Linked DNA regions of Homo sapiens: region 2 is linked to region 1. A link is an interaction called in ENCODE POLR2A ChIA-PET data of the cell type or tissue named here. Cell type or tissue: MCF 10A. All regions are shown on one strand. Each heading gives the region's core, and the rest is flanking DNA. Links, peaks and the distances in the headings are about the cores only.

What was found. ChIA-PET counts read pairs that join two places held together with the same protein. Peaks named below come from ENCODE experiments on the same cell type or tissue, not always from the same donor. Only the 100,000 strongest peaks of a DNase experiment are listed, where the experiment ranks them.
Region 2: POLR2A ChIA-PET joins it to region 1 with 12 read pairs; 2 of 35 experiments call an interaction of 5 or more read pairs at or near these places.

What each region holds. Positions count from the first base shown.
Region 1 is chr2:172,439,224-172,444,606 of GRCh38, reverse strand. All of the region lies in intron 1 of ITGA6 (integrin subunit alpha 6), which reads right to left. Among named protein-coding and RNA genes, the nearest start is that of ITGA6, 14 kb to the right of the region's middle. In MCF 10A, for the core only: no CTCF peak of the experiment used is centred there; DNase peaks (open chromatin) are centred at 1,846, 2,406 and 5,146.
Region 2 is chr2:172,297,498-172,302,880 of GRCh38, reverse strand. LOC107985960 (a long non-coding RNA gene) reads right to left here. Exons shown (of 6, transcript XR_001739773.3): 3 at 4,538-4,684. Among named protein-coding and RNA genes, the nearest start is that of ITGA6, 130 kb to the left of the region's middle. In MCF 10A, for the core only: no CTCF peak of the experiment used is centred there; a DNase peak (open chromatin) is centred at 3,000.

The DNA of each region.
Region 1 (5,383 bases), core at 326-5,325:
TTGGCGGGGGGCGGGGGGCGGGGATTTTGGAATATTTGCATTAATACTTACTGAGCATCCCAAATCTAAAAATCCAAAATCCGAAATGCTCCAATGAATGTTTCTCTTGCATGTCATGTTGGCAGGCACTCAAAAACACTCAAAAAGTTTCCAGCTTTGGAGCATTTCAGATTTTGGTTGTTCATATTTGGGATACTCAACGTGCACCAACCAGAATGAAAGTTATTTCAATATTTTAGCAACTAATACTTCTTTGTGTATACTGAATCAGTCCTACTTGGACTTGCTATTGCTGAGATAATATAGTGTATGCCTGTAGCAGCTACTACCTCCAGAAAGCTTACATCTTCTTTTCTGCTCCATAACAAACTGGCAGACCAAAACCATAATTAGAGATATCAAGGAAGTTACAAGAATGGTGGGTTCAAGTCTTGGCAGTACCACCCGTTAGCTGAGTATCACTATGGATTATCTGTGAAATCGTTCTATCTAAATATTCTCATAGGGTGTTGCAAGGATCAAATGAAACGATGGGCCAGGCATGGTGGCTCACTCCTGTAATCCCAGAACTTTGGGGGCCAAGGTGGGAGGATCACTTGAGCCCAGGAATTTGAGACCAGCCTGAACAACATGGTGAAACCTCATATTTACAAAAAATACAAAGATTAGCCAGGCGTGGTAGTGCATGCCAGTAGTCCCAGGTACTCGGGAGGCCGAGGCGGGAGGATCACCTGAGCCCAGGAGGTTGAGGCTGCAGTAACCCGTGAGTGCACCACTCGTACTCCAGCCTGGGCGAAAGCGTGAGACCCTGCCTCAAAAAAGAAAAAAGAAATAACATCAAGTAACTTTGTAAACTCAACACAGTGATAAAACATGAAACACTATACGCAATCTTACACATTCCAACAAGCCATTCTAATTTTAACACATACATTTTAACAAGCATAAAGTACAGCTAGGACACAAACATTGAAGCCTTCAGGGATCCAACAGCTTGGGCATAAGGCTGGAAACTCGATTGTTGAAAAGACTCTACTAAACCCACTGATAGCGTAGCCTGTGGTCCTATCAGATGGTTAGGATAGAAAGGAATGAGGGCAGCCACTCCTCCAGAATCAGCCGTGACCATTAAAACAACAACGCCGGCCAGGCCACTCTGCACTAGGAATTAATTAATTCACCTTAAATTAATTCATTTAAGGTGAAATGAGGGAAGCATAAAGTTCTTCACTGCAGCACTGCTTTTAACGGCGAAGGATTAGAAATTATCTGAATACCCAGACTGGTTAAATAAATCATAGTTCATCCTCGAAACTGAGTATTATGCAGAGATTAAAAATAATAAGGAAGCTCTTTATTTACAAGATTGAACAGGCATTAAAACATACCAAGAGAAAAAGAGCAAGGTGCAAAAGAATCTACATGGCAAATGGGTAAAAAAAATCTATGTACATATTTGCTTGTAAATGTATAGGTAGCTCTGAAAGATTCACAGTAAGCTGGTAAAACAATGGTTGCCTCCAGGAAGAATAGGATGCCCAGAGATCAAGGGTGGGAGGCTGACTTTCATTCCATCTTTGTAGTTTTAATATTTGTACCATGTGACTGTACTACCTATTCAAAAATAAATTAAAAATGAAATTTTAAAAATGGAGGTCAGTCCATGGACACGAGGGTCACTGAAAATCTTGCAGAGAAAATGATGGAGATAGTGAGGTTAAAAAAAAAAAATCAGCGCCCACAAGTCATGAAGCAAACCTTGTAATTGCATAAAACAAGCTCACACATGCTCTCTTTATGTGGGCAGTTGCTGGCAAAGAGTCAAAGATTGATTTTTACAGCCCGTTCCAGAGGCATGACAACACATCAGTAAAGCAAGCTCACAAACACGTACCTACTGTGCGCCAGGCACTGTGCTGGCAACTGGGGCATTACAATGAAGAGTGAATGTAAGGCAGAGGGCAAACTACATGGAAGAAAAGAGGTGCAACAGCTGAAAAGGTAGATAAGCTTTCCTAGGGAGTCCCACAGTCAAGTGAGCTGCAGCATAAAATGAATGACATCAGAGACAGGAACTCTAACCTTCCCTATGAACATCCATGGCACTGACAGCATTCAGGGGAACCTTTCAGCTATGAAAATACATCCAACAAGAACTCCTCACCCTTCGTCTATCCTCCTTTCAGAAAGGACTGAATCTGTCCTTTCTAGGGGAGTCCCAATATTCAGACTGAAAGCACTGTAAAGTGCTGTTTATAAATAGCTGCAGGGTCCAAATGCTTTAGTCCTGGATGCTGTGGGCACTCCTCAACCTGCCTGGGGCAATCACTTCCTACCGGGAGGAGCTGGGTTCACCCAAGCAGAGTGAGTCAGTGGCCTGAGTCAGGCACCTCGCCTTTCATCTAATCTAAAGCAATGAATGAGGGGTGTGGCGGTAACCAGGACTCCTTATTCAGAAACATGACGCAGGGGTTGGTGAGAAACATGGGGAACACACAGCTGCTTCTGGATTTGTGGCCACAGGCAAATCCGAGCCTAGTTTCTAATGGAGAAATGTTTATCATCTGAGCAACTCAGGATGGTACCTCTCTATGATGAGAAAGAGATCTGGACAAGTTTGATGGGACACGAACCGACGTACTTAAGCTTCTGGTGGCATTTTATAAAAACAGACACATTAGCTAGCTGGACCTCTGCTTAGGGGTGAGGGCGGGATGGGGTTCTAGTGGGAAATGAAGCAGAAACAACTCAGGACAAGAAGGGAATTGTAGGCACAGCTCTGTCTGTAGCTGGCTGCAGGACTATGACAAATCCTAGGTCTCCATTTCTTGTTCTATGAAATGAGGATGGTGGTCTACCTTTCCAGGCCATTCCCCAAGTTCCTTCCCAACTTCTACAAGTGGAAAATAGTTTCAATTGTAAAGAAATTCACAAAAACATTGGGTATTACTAGAATGTGTCTACTCTCGTTCACAGATGAAAACACCTGTGTCTTATGCACTGAGGTTTGATTTTTTTTTTTTTTTTTTTTTTTTTTTTTTTTTTTTAAAGAGACAGCGTCTCCACTCTGTTACCCAGGCTGGAGTGCAGTGACACAATCATAGCTCACTCTCACCTTGAGTTCCTAGGCTCAGGCCTTCCTCCCACCTCAGCCTTCCAAAGTGCTGGGATCACTGGCATGAGCCACCATGCCTGAGTTTAGATTTATTTTAAAGCATATTTTTAAGAGTTACAAGTGTCAGGCTCTGTTAAAGCTCTAGGCAAACACAGATAAATCAGACCCAAACCCCTGCCTTCAGTGGCCTCACAGTTCAGGACCCTCAGTAAGCTTTTATTCTGACAGCTAATAGATAGATAATATTTATTAGTTTCTATTCTGATAGCTCCCAAATAACTTATTAGAAATCTCATCATGAAAACATCAGTAAGAAAAAAGAGAGCCTATTAAACTCAACAGGATGAGAGCAACGGAGAAATTAGTCATTACCAACTCAAGAATCTAGAGCTGCTCCCAGGTAATAGATTAACATGGGTCTAAAGGAAGCAGGGTGGGGAGAAGGGATTAGTGAACAAGGAAAGTATTTGCAAGACAAGCTAAAGATGGCCTTAATACAGAGGACAGCTGTTAGTCCAATTGGTGTTCCCTGAACAAACAGGCACTTCCTTTCAAACTTCAAGCCACAAATCAAGCCTCAGCTTCAATCAGAACACAGAATGCAACTGAAACCACTCTTGGTTTCATCTTAAAGCTACCAAGAGTTAAGGAGTACTAACAACATATAAATGACAAATAAGCTAATATAGCCAGGCATTTTATTAGTTGCAATTTTCTGTTACTCAATTAAAAACTTAAATTACTTGGTTTCTCAAAGGCTGTTGGTGCCAGGTATACAACTGCTGAATTCAACTCATAGCAGTCCTTAACCGGATTGGAAAAACACATAATAAGCTAAGAGACTAAATTTCAACTTGTACCATAAATATGTTAAACTTTAAATTTCATTGCCACTAATACACATTAGAATATAGTACTAAATGATACAGCACAATCATATATTGAGTTAAAGTTTGTTTAGCTTATCAATACTTTATGGCCTCATAATATGAAACAACATCATTTCCGGGCAAGAAATGATGTGAATATACTTAACAATACTGAATCATACACTTTAAAATGGTTAAAATAAATTTTATGTTATGTATATTTTACCACAATTTTTTTTCAAAGTACCAGCATGTAAAAGATCATTCTAAAGAAATGTTTACCCTGGTTCCTGTTCTCTAAAAGCCTTTAGTGTATTTGGGGAATCAAAGAGTTCAACAAATACCTACTGAATATCCATTTCTATGTATTAGATTTGAACCAAAACTGAACAAGATGTCAGCCTTGTTCTTAAGAAGCTCACAAACCAACAGGACTCATATCCATCAGGCATACATTTATAGGGTGCCTTCCATATGCACGGGATTTAGCAAGGCCAGGAGGGCAAACAGGTGCTGTCTTATTTGCAAACACCCACACAACAGTGAAGGCTGACCAATGTTGACCTGAAGAATTCTGAGACTCCACTGAAAAAATGTGCTATGGTCATTTGGAGTGCCCTAGTAAGCAGGGGAAGGGGTGACAGTGGCTGTATTTTCTATCTCTCCCAGCCCACTATGTAGGGGACATTTAAAAACCCAAGATACTGTTCTATTAAGGGCAAGATTTATGTGGCACAAGTTTAACTCCAAGAATGGGCTATTTCACCAAACGGAAGATGTGTATGGCATACCATCAGGTGGACTGGGCACTGGGCAGCTAGGTTTCAGGGCCCACATTACCACTGACTAGCTGTCACTTGACTTTTCTGGGTCTCAGTCTTCCTTCTAGAGAGAAAAGGTTGAGCTGGTCAATGCTTCCCAGCCATTTTCACAAAAGCACTGAATGACAGAGGCAGGTGAACATGTACAGAGGCACAGTGCAAAGCAACCACCAAAAGCTTGCAATGTCTTCGAAGACTTGTGTTTTATATAAGTACACACTTCATTCTGTACTATAATGAAGCTTTTATACCACCACCATGCCACCTCAGGAAGATGTTTCATATCTGATTTGCAGCACACCAGGGGAATGTATGCTCAAGTCCTGATGACTCACACTTTTGCAAAATTCCAAAGATATTCTATTTCCTTTTGAACTCAGATTTCCCTCAAGGTCTATACCAATAATCTTGAAAGAAGAGATTGAAAAACGACAGTATTTTAGAACCCAAAGTGCTGATTGAGCCTCATTTTCTACACTCCTGACAATTCAACAAGGCCATTCGTCATTTTTTATTCAATATATGCACTGAGACGCTGGATGCATTGACTAGGATTACAAAGACAAATCAACCAGGCC
Region 2 (5,383 bases), core at 90-5,089, 140 kb after region 1:
AGCAAATTAAAACCATAAATAGATACCATTTCATATCCATCAGCTTTGCATGAAATTTTTAGTTTAACATTACTAGAATCAAGAGCAATGGAATTCCATCACTACTGGTAGTTGTATAAATGAGTGCAACCATCTTGGAAAACAAACTGACACGACTGAGTAAAACTGAAGCTGTGCATATCATATGATCCATCCATTCCACATTTAGACCTATACCCTAGAAAAACTCTTGTACCAGGGTACAAGGAGAGCTTACAAGAAAGAACACTTATAGTAATTATTGTGTGTAATTGCAACAACAATTATATGCAACCTGAATGTCCATCAGCTGGAGAATGGATAAACAAATTATTTGTTCATACAATGAAATACTATACAGATGCTTCTCAACTTATGATGGGATTACATCTTGATAAACCCATTACTGGGTTGAAAATATAAGAGTGCATTTTCAACTTACGATATTCTCAATTTGTGATGGGTTTGACTAGATGTAACTTCATCGTAAGTCGAGGAGCATAATGAATGTATATTTTGCCTTCATACCATCCTGAATTAAAATATCCTAAGTCAAACCACTGTAAGTTGGGGACCACTTGTATAGTCATTAAAATAAATGAATTAGCTTGTAGTCCCAGCTACTTGGGAGGCTGACGAAGGAGGATTGCTTGAGCTTAGGAGTTTGAGGCTTCAGTGAGCTATGATTGCACTGCTGCACTCCAGCCTGGGCTACAGAGTGAGACCTTGTCTTTGAAACATAAAAATATAAATAAAAAACACATTAGAGCTATACAGATTAGCATAGATGGATATCACAGATATAGTTCTGAATAAAAACAGTAGGTTGCAAAAGAATCATACAGGATGATGCCATACAGAAAGTTTCAAAATATGCCAAACAACACCACATATATTTAGAGATACATAAACTTGTAGTGGAAGTATAAAAGAATGCATAGCAGCCTAAACACAAAATTCAGAACATGAATTTTCCTAAGGATAAAGGGATGGAGGAAGAGGGAGATGCAATCAGGGCAGGTATATGGAGTGTTGTGGGGGGGTGTCAACAGAATTGATACTCTTTTATTTCTTGAACAGGGTGGTGAGTATATATGTGTCTATTTTATCTCTTTATCCTTTTTATCTGTCTTAAAATATTATGTTCCATGATATACTTATGTCATGAAAACATTATTCTGCCATAAAAAAGAAGGAAATCCTATCATTTGTAACAACGTGGATGAGATGGAAGGCATTATGCTAAGTGAAATAAGTCAGAGAAAGACAAATATTGCATGATCTCATTTATATTTATAATCTAAAAGAGTCAAACTCACGGAGAACTCATAGAAGGTAGGGGGAATGGGGACATGTTGGTCAAAAGGTACAAACTATCAGTTATAAGATGAATATGTTCTGGGGATCTCATGTACAGCATTGTGACTATAATTAATAATATTGTATTGTATACTTGAAATTTGCTAAGAGAGTTGCTCTTAAATGTTCTCACCACGCACGCAAAAATAATAACTATGTGAATGATAGATGTGCTAACTAACTTGACTGTAGTAATCATTTCAAAATATATATTTCAAAATATATACACTTATCAAGTCATCACATTGTACACCTTAAATAGACACAATTTTGTTTGTTAATTATACCTCAATAAAACTGGAAGAAAAAGAAAGAGAAGGGATCGTGGTAGTCAGCCTCCAAGATAGTCCTGGTGATCCTGGCTTGGTGTTCGCACCCTGTGTAGTTCCCTCCCGCATCATACCAGGGCTGCCTGAACAATAGAAGGCTGCTTAAGTGATGGTATGTGACATCCAACACTGGGTCATAAAAGACATTGCAGCTTCTGGCTTGTTCTCTTGCATCACTTGCCCAAGGGAAAGCTGTCTGCCACACTGAAGGACACTCGCAGCTCTATGAAGAGGCCCTATGAAGAGGCCCACATGGAGAGGAGCTGAAACTTCCCACCAACAGCCCATGCCAACTGGTCAGCTATATGAGTGAACCACCTGGGAATCAGAGCTCCCAGCCCCAGTCAAGCCTTCAGATGACCGCAGCCCAGCTGACATATGACTGCAACCATATAAGAGTCCCCGACACAGGACTATCCAGCCAAGTTGCTCTGAACTCCTGACCCAAAGAAACCATGAGAGAAATAGTAAATGATTATTGTTGTTTTGAGCTACTGAAATTTGAAGTGACCTGTTATGCAGCTATGAATAACTAGTGCAGGGTTGTATTGGGTGACCACCAGGTTCCCTTTTAGTTCCAGCATTCTAGGCTTTTAGGCTTCCTCTCACTCTTTATCCCATTTATTCATTCACTCAATCATTCAACCATCATGTATGAGAAATTCCAAAAGCCTTAAGATTACCTCTGACTTCCTTTAGGATGTAAGTCCTCGGCTGGAAATGATCTAAATAGGCTAATAGTTCAGCAGTTTGGTACCTCTTAGTTTTACCTAGAAGAGAACCCTCTCACAAAAGAGATCTTCCACACTTAATTTCATGCCACTGCAGAAAGTACCAGAACAGCCTCAAAAGGGAGAGAGAGCCTTGTGCCTTTAACATAGAATTCATGTATATTCATAAGCACAGAATCTGGAATTTTATTTGATATGAACCAGTAAAAAGCAAAGTCATATGTTTTAGCATATATGCTACCTGAAAAGATTTCTCCTGCCTGCCAAAATTTTACCTGCTGCTAAATTTTTGCTAACCACACCCACCAACCTCCCTCCCTCTCCATCTGAACTGCACCAGCTACTTTTGATTGTTTGCCAAATCAACAGAGTTGAGAAAACACAAAGACACACTTGTAGGTAAATATACTTAAGAATCAGCCTACCAGCAAACACACATCCTACGAAAGCATAACAAGAATAAAACTAAAAAGAGGCTTGGCCTGACCATGTCGGCTGTGGGCGAACTTGGGTACATGCCAACTCACACAACTGCCATTAAAAATGAATTGCATTCCCAGGGATGAATCCTGACATGACGCCATTGGGAAAGATGTTTGGCTTCTTTAAAAAAAAAAAAAAAGCTTCACTGCTAGCATTGCTCAACTTCTCAGTTCTCTCTCTTTCCTTCCTTAAATTTCCCATGCGACTTTGCATTTACCTAGTATCATGAAGAGTCACTGACTTGGGATAAGAGGACCTGGGCTTAACACCTGGCAATTGGAAACTAAGGGGTGTTTATAATTTGGGTTTCTTTGGTAGACAGGAGCCCACATGAACTCAGGCAATTTTACTGGAAGGAAACTAAAATAACTCACAGAATGGAAGGAAGAGCTGAACATTCTCTACACACAACTCCAACATCTTTCTCTCCCAGGGCATCTCTCCTTAAGATTCTAATCCCCAGCAAAAAGAATTCAGTGGCCTAGCCGGAGCCATATGCCCAACGTTGCGGGTCAGGGAGGGAAGGGATCCGAGAGGTGGGACTGTCCTGTGACTGGCAGCCCCACCAGAACACAATGGGGGAAAAGTCAGTATCCAAAAGAAAGGGATACTGGGCTGGCAAAATAAGAGGCGTTCATTCACTGTGCAGCCTCATCTGCTTGTCATGAGGCTCAAATGAGATCATGGACCTACGATCCCATTTTAAATCCCTAGAAAGTGTAAAGTTTATTTTTACTTATTTGTTCACTTCTCTTTCTTTAATTTGAAGTTGATCAAGAGCTTTTCCTTCTAACACTCCTATTCCCAAGAGGCCTGGAGAAAGCTCCTGTCAAGCTGCTTGTTGGCTGCAGCAAACTCACCAGCACCAGATCCTGAAGGTCCAGGGTGCTGAGCTCCAGTCATAGCTGTCAGCCATGAAGAGAAACCAGCAAATCACTACCAGCACCCAGCCATGTTGTTTGCACTAATAATCTTAGAACAAATGCAACTGCTTGGCCAAATGAAAGAAGTGTATCCAAAATGACCATTTGTGCCTCCCTGAGTGTTTTTGAGATCCCCCTTTATGAAGCACCCATGGTATAATGCACAATGATATAGTTCCCAGCCTTGGCTGCAGCTCAGTAGCAGTTGCCTATGCTGCCAAGTCAAGTAAAATTAATCTGCTGCCAAGGGAATTACAAAGAAATCATAGCAAACCTAATATTGGGCCACAGAGCGCAGACCCCTCTTTTCCCTTCGTTTACCCCAAATGAGGATTCCAGAACTTTGACAGACTGACTTCTTTCCCTTCCTCTCTCCCATTCTCCACCCTGCCTCTCCCACTCTCCTCTTTAAGGATTCTCAGTTTATAATGTCTTTTTCAGGTTCTCTCCTTCCTGTAGCTTTTGGCTATCAGCTTCATTTCATCTAGATCACAAACAGAACTTTGGCAAATAGAGACAACAGGGCAACAGCGTGATGGAGACGAGTGGGCAAGTAGAAAACAGAAGGTTCTTTAGGAAGTCAGGCATATGTTTCAGTAGCCTGTGAACCAGCTCTTGTTCTTTATCGTGGACATGATCCCTGGAAATTGTAAACAACATAAAGAAAACTGACCCGATGCAGACATAGCCCCACCTGGAAGTTCACAGGTGTATTCCCATGGTAATCTTCAAAAGTTTCTGTTCAGCTACCCGCATCTCCTCCTTTGCGTCCTGGAACGGGATTTTTCTTTGTTCCCAGTTCTTGAAATGGTAATGAAGATTTTCCTTGTCATCTCTGAAACTTGTGATGTTGTCATGGGAGACAAATGCATCAGTGTTAGTAATCCTTAGATAAAAGGTGCTTTACAGTTATGAAAGAATTATCTTTAATTTTGTCTCTGGGGTATATGGTGAGGATTAATTAGTTAATCTGAGTAAAGTGCTATAATTGGTGGGAGGAATTATCAAAACCCTGGGGAAGGAGTAGTTTTGAATCTAGTCAATTAGAAGTGTTCTGCTGTTAATGACAGCTGAGGTAGCCGTCCTTGTCTCTCAGACGTCACAGACCAGCTGGGTTTCCAGCAACATCCCAGACCATACACCACCCGCCCAGGGTGAAAAGGTGAAAATAGCTCCAGGTAAGCAGAGGGGGAGGAGGGATGTCAATGTTCAAACAGGACCTGAATCAACCTCAGATTCTGTTCTTGTCATTGGCCCTACCTGGGGACCCAAGGACATTTGTGTGAAATGGAGTGGTAGGGAAAGAATTCCCACACAGCTGCTGGGTGGGTGCTGACTCAGCACAGAGCTGCCCTGGGAGAACAGGGGGTGCTGGCAAGGAAGGGTCCCCGCCAGGCCAGGCAGCAGACAGACCTTGAAACTCTCCTTCTCCATGTCCTCATGTACAAAATGAAAGAGGGAGCCAGACGTTTAGGTATTGTAGGAAGATGTAGTAACAGCAAATGCTTACACAGTGCTTACGACAGGGCAGCCACCACCT